Regions from separate parts of the Homo sapiens genome. Here region 1 is linked to region 2. A link is an interaction called in ENCODE POLR2A ChIA-PET data of the cell type or tissue named here. Cell type or tissue: A673. All regions are shown on one strand. Each heading gives the region's core, and the rest is flanking DNA. Links, peaks and the distances in the headings are about the cores only. Region 1 overlaps SH3PXD2B (SH3 and PX domains 2B). Region 2 overlaps UBTD2 (ubiquitin domain containing 2).

Region 1 (2,906 bases), core at 163-2,662, 160 kb before region 2:
AGGTGCGCACCACCACAGGCCGGCTAATTTTTGTATTTTTAGTAGAGACGGGGTTTCACCACATTGGTCAGGCTGGTCTCGAACTCCCGACCTCAGGTGATCTGCCCGCCTTGGCCTCCCAAAGTGCTGGGATTACAGGCATGAACCACCACACCCTGCCATCTTTTTTTTTTTTTTAATGACATTAAAGCATGATTGTTATTTTTAATTTTTTACTTTACGTGGATGCTGTAAAATTCCCTTTTGTGGTGTAACGCAGTAAAATTTTGTTTTTTGGTGTAGCATGTTATGATGTGCAGGTTCCTGTAACCTCCACTACAGAACAGTTCCAACACCTCAAAGAATTCCCTCAGCTTTACTGTCTCTGACATACAGTGGGATGAGGCATTCCCCCTGGAGTTTAAATCACTCCTGGGTATTCTGTTTTTTGCCATTACCTCTTCAGAGAAACTCTGGGGTGGAACGTGGACTTCCCTTTTTGGGTTGGGTCCCATGCCTGCATTCCCTCTGTGACAAAGCCAGCTCTGTTTCTGGTACCCTTGGCAATAGAGCTGTTCATTCAGCTATTTCACGAGCATTGTTACTCTCTGGACACAGAGAGCCTTGAGTGAGGTCACCTTGGTTTTTGACTGTGTGGCCCTGTTTCGGCTTTTTGTCTCTTTTACCGGGCATTTCCTGAGAGCTCATTGTCGCCAGGCACTGGGGGGACCATGGTGAATAGACAAACCCGGCCCTGCCCCAAGGGCCCCCAGGGCAGTGGGGGTGCAGTAATGCAAAGAGACCAGCACCCCTAGAGGAACAGGTTCTGAGAGAGGGTGGCCCTAGCCCTGTGGGAACTCAGAGAGTGGGAGCTAGACTGAGACTTGGGGTGTCCAGGAAGGCTTCCAAGGAGAGGTGACTTCTAGGCTGATGCTGGAGAAATGAAGAGGAGCTGAGCAGGGCAGGGAGAGGAAATGTTCCCGCCAGAGGCAGTGGCAGGCATTGAGTCCTGGAGGCAAGAGAAAGCCAGCCAGGCTGGAGCAGAGGAGGGGCAGACTGCACAGGCCCCTAAGCCCCACGTTGTGCCTGTGTGGTGTGTTTTCTTTCTCGATTGAGGCCCTTCGAGCAGAGCTTGGTGCACAGTAGGTCTCTGTGTATATGCCAAATGAATGAATGAATGAGCTGAAGAGTTTGAGGCAGGGGGAGAGAGATCAGATTCCCACTTTGGAGGCTACTCCTCTCCCCCTACTCCTGCCGCCATTTCCCCATTTGGCACACCTCTGCACACAGGGATAAGCGGAGCCCTCAGCTCAACCAGCCACCTGAGCCTTCGCTGCGTGCCCTGTGGACAGAGTGCAGTAGGAACACAGCCCTAAGTGTCTCATCTGACGCAAGACACCACAAGCACTTGTATTTTGGCCCTAATCCAAGCATTCACTTAATTGAAAAAATTGGGGGAAAAAAATATTGGCAGCCTGCCACCTCCAGTGTGTCACTTGCTGCAGAGCCTGAGCTTGGTGATTCCTGGCGCTGACGTGGGGACCGGAAAGCTCTGGCCTGGGGCCAGGAGACCCAAGGCCTTGGGATGCTGGGAGAAGAAAGTGAAGAGGCTTTGGAGGCTGGCAGGGCTGGGATTGGATCTCATGTCACCCACTTCCCAGCCTCTCGACCTCAGGCGCAGCATGGCTCTGTGCCTCGGTTTCCTCCTCTCCCCCTTCAGCACTTCTGGTGGTGATGCTGCCCTGGGGTGTTGGGAAATCAAACAAACTTTGGGTGCTGCAGTTCCAAAAAGAGGTTGGAGGTGCTGACCTATATAGGCCAGATGTTGGACACAAAGCTGGGGACAGTCAACAGATCAGAACCAAAGGGAACCCAGGGTCTCCACGAAGCGTGGCAGAGTCGGGTTTCCCATTAGTCAAGCCCGTGGAGCTCCATCCGACCGCCCTGCCCTCTCCTCGCTCTCCATCTCTCCCTTGCCCTTGTTGCTTTCCCTTCCCCAGCACCCACGAGGACCATACTTATCCACCTTGGGCCTGTGTGACCAAGACAGCATATTCCCAGAGCAAGCCATCTGCAACCCAGCCAGTCACTAACTCCCAAGCTCTTCCCAGGATCTGCCACCTGGGAACCCAGCCAGTGTGGGAGCTTGATGGAGGGAATCCAACCCCCTTCTTAACAGCTAGCTGCCTTCTGAAACTGGGGTCTGTGGATTCCTAGGGACCTTCGGACATAGTCCTGAACCCTTCTCTACAGGAAATGAATTCACCTGGATCTTGAAGCCAGCACTACTCCTCGAGCCCAGAGCTGCATGTGCTTTGGCATTTAAGCTTGCTCTGGCTGTAGAGCAGGACGGCTTTAGCAATCACAGCCTGATGACCCGCTGCAGAAGCTGTGTAGCCTGTGAGCGGAAGCCCTAGCCCCTCCGTGCACTGCATGAGAGACAGCATATTTGCTCCCTTCATCTCCACAGGCTTCTACTGTTTCGTAGGTATGAGAAACAGCAGTCTGGAGCAGAGGGCCCGCATTCTCAGCACCTCCCGATGGTAGCCCTGGCTTCTGGTTCCAGCTTTCCTCCCTGCTGGCTACAGGACCTTGGGCAAGTCCCTTTCCCCTCTGGCCTCATGTCCCTAACTATAGAACAAAGGATAGTCTAGAAGAGGGTTTTCAAATGTTTTAAAGGCCTGGAACCCTTTGTTGTCTGCCTGAAGCAGGCAGAATAGGGCTGTGGCCGGTGAAGGAGCCCGGGCCCTGTATAGAGGCAGTTCTGGTGATGATTTGGCTGCAGGCTGCTGGGTTATACCCTGTAGCATACACAGAAGAGCCAAAAGTGGCACTGCGCTATGGAAACTGGGGTGGATGGCCCAAAAGCCCACCCACGGGGCCTCTCCAGGATCCTGGGGCTTCTTGGAGGCCAGTTTCACTGCTGG
Region 2 (2,906 bases), core at 301-2,800:
TTTGTTTCCTTTTTTTGTCTTCTTCCTTCCCTCCCTCCCTTCTCTCCCCCTTTCCCTTTCTTCCGTCTTTCCCTCCCTCCCTTTCTTTGTCTCTGCACCCCAATAATGAACCTTACAAATGAAACCATCTGTCCTAAGGAACATAATGCAACTGGCCCACATTACGGGGTCAGAAGGCGTGGGGGACTGATCTTCACCCCAGTTGATTCTCCAGCTCAGTTTGTAAACTGATAGTACATGAGTCACATCCAGTCAACAAACATGCTTTGTTTGGCCTGTATGATGTTTTTAAAAACATACCAGATAGAAGAATGGTTATGAAGTAAAGCTTGGAAGTGGTTGTAAACAATACATGCATGGGGTAATCGTTGGTAAAGTGGCTGCTTTGGCTTGAGCAGTGTGTGTGAGAGAAAATGATGGAGAAACTGGACAGGTATTGCGTAGGATGTTAGTGTGGACTCTTGAAGAGAAGAGCTTATCTGATGAAAAGAATGTACTGACTGCTAAATATCATTCACTAAATATTAGTTGAACCACTATTATGTACTAGTTACTGGGATTACAACAGGGAAAAAAAAATCTCTGCCCTCAAAGGAATTTACAGTCTAGTATTTTGCTGCTCAGAAAGTTTTGTCTCTGGAGCAGCAATATCGGCATCACCTTGGGAGCATGTTAGAAATTCAGAGCCTTAGACCTACAGAATCTGCATTTTCACAAGATTCTCAAGTGATTTCCTATGTACATTAATGTTTGAGAAGCATTGGTATAGGATTGCCTAAAGTGGGAAGAGACTAGGATGAGGAACCCATGAGGGAAAAAAATGGAATGAGTTGGTGATTTATTGGATGTAGGGGTACAGAAGAGAAAAGGAGAAGTAAAATAATACCATGTTTATGAACCCGAGTGACCAGGAATATTGAGGTAGCTTGGCAGGTTTTGTGGAATAAGAAAGATATCTGGGAAAAGCCCTGGTTTAGCATTCAGTATATGTTAAGGTGTAGGTGACAGAAGAATGTCTAAGTGGAGTCACCATGTAGTGTGGTACGGAAATTTAGATAGGGAACTCCTAGATGCTTAGGGCTATGATTGTGGATTTTGGGATCAGCTGGGGTGAGTTGACTGAAGGTGTAAAAGTGAGTGACTGCTAATAAGTAAGTGAAAGAGGAGGAAAATACTAAGAATTGAGTCATGAGAGTTTCATAAAGGGTGAAGCAATAAGAAAATCACCTCTAATCAGGCCTGACACATAGTAAGTAGGTACTTAGTATACTGAATTTTGTTGAATTGGGAAAGAGGGAAGCAGGTCTCTGCTTGTGAAACTAATCTGGTTGTATTTAGAACGGATCATTCTTGTAATTTCAGAAAATAATTTGGTTCAGTAACTTGGTTCTAGCTGTGGTGTGATACCGTTTGGCTGTGTTCCCACCCAAATCTCATCCTGAATTGTAGTTTTCATAATCTCCACGTGTCATGGGAGATACCCAGTGGGAGGTAATTGAATCATGGGGGCGGTTACCTCCATGCTGTTCTTGTGATAGTGAGTGAGTTCTCACAAGATTTGTGGTTTTATCAGGGGCTTTCCCCGCTTTTGCTCGGCACTTCTTCCTCCTGCCATGTGAACAAGGACGTGTTTGTTGCCCCTTCCACCGTGATTGTAAGTTTCCTGAGGCCTCCCCAGCCCTGCGGAACTGTGAGTCAATTAGACTTCTTTCCTTTATAAATTACCTAGTCTCAGGCAGTTCTTTGTTTTTGAGACGGAGTCTCGCTCTGTTGCACAGGCTGGAGTGCAGTGGCGCAATCTTGGCTCACGGCAAACTCCACCTGCTGGGTTCATGCCATTCTCCTGCCTCATCCTCCCAAGTAGCTGGGACTACAGGCGCCCGCCACCATGCCTGGCTAATTTTTTGTATTTTTAGTAGAGTTGGGGTTTCACCGTGTTAGGATGGTCTCAATCTCCTGACCTCATGATCCGCCCACCTCGGCCACCCAAAGTGCTGGGATTACAGGCATGAGCCACCGCGCCTGGCCTCAGGCAGTTCTTTATAGTAGCATGAGAACGGACTAATACATAGTGTTTGCAAAAATTCTAGCTGTAGTTTGTTACTCATATCCTAAAACAAGGTAGACTTCTTAGGTATACAATTCCAGAATATACCAGTAGCCCTTTTGAGGTTGGTGTGGTTCAGGACAAACACATTCTCTGTAAGACTTTCTTCACCAAGAATGTCCAGTGTACTTCTTTCTTATGTATTTTCAGTGTCCATTATGTTCTACACATCATCTAACTGGTTTATTGAATTTTCTTATGCTTCTATTCTTTGGTTTGTGCCAATAGTAAAGAGTAAAACAGCCAGGTGCAGTGGCTCACACCTGTAATCCCAGCACTTTGGGAGGCTGAGGCGGGCGGATCATGAGGTCAGGAGATCAAGACCATCCTGGCCAACATGGTGAAAGCCTGTCTCTGCTAAAAATACAAAAATTAGCTGGGCATGGTGGCACGTGCCTGTAGTCCTAGCTACTTGGGAGGCTGAGGCAGGAGAATCGCTTGAACCCGGGAGGTGGAGGTTGCAGTGAGCCGAGATTGTGCCACTGCACTCCAAGCCTGGCGACACAGCGAGGCTCCGTCTCAAAAAAAAAAAAAAAAAAAAAAAGTAAAGCAAAATTGAGCATGAGGAGGACTGAAGATTTAGTCTCCTTGTATCCCTAGTGTGACAGTGGAGGTGAAAATCCTTCATATTTTCTGGGTCGGTGAGCTCTGGGGCTTTATGAGAGAGGTGCCTAAAATTTCATACCACTTTGGCAAGAGACTTTTAGGACATTTACATGATACAAAGCAGAAGGCAGCAAATTTTACTAGGAGGAGTGGAGTTGTAGGGAGGGGACCAAAAAGAAAATGGGCAGCAAGA

Evidence for each region. Peaks named below come from ENCODE experiments on the same cell type or tissue, not always from the same donor. Only the 100,000 strongest peaks of a DNase experiment are listed, where the experiment ranks them.
Region 1: POLR2A ChIA-PET joins it to region 2 with 12 read pairs; 2 of 35 experiments call an interaction of 5 or more read pairs at or near these places.

What each region holds. Positions count from the first base shown.
Region 1 is chr5:172,436,211-172,439,116 of GRCh38, reverse strand. All of the region lies in intron 1 of SH3PXD2B (SH3 and PX domains 2B), which reads left to right. Among named protein-coding and RNA genes, the nearest start is that of SH3PXD2B, 17 kb to the left of the region's middle. In A673, for the core only: no CTCF peak of the experiment used is centred there; a DNase peak (open chromatin) is centred at 1,446; H3K27ac peaks cover 948 bases.
Region 2 is chr5:172,273,881-172,276,786 of GRCh38, reverse strand. The region is part of intron 1 of UBTD2 (ubiquitin domain containing 2); the gene reads left to right. Among named protein-coding and RNA genes, the nearest start is that of UBTD2, 8.4 kb to the left of the region's middle. In A673, for the core only: no CTCF peak of the experiment used is centred there; a DNase peak (open chromatin) is centred at 1,516.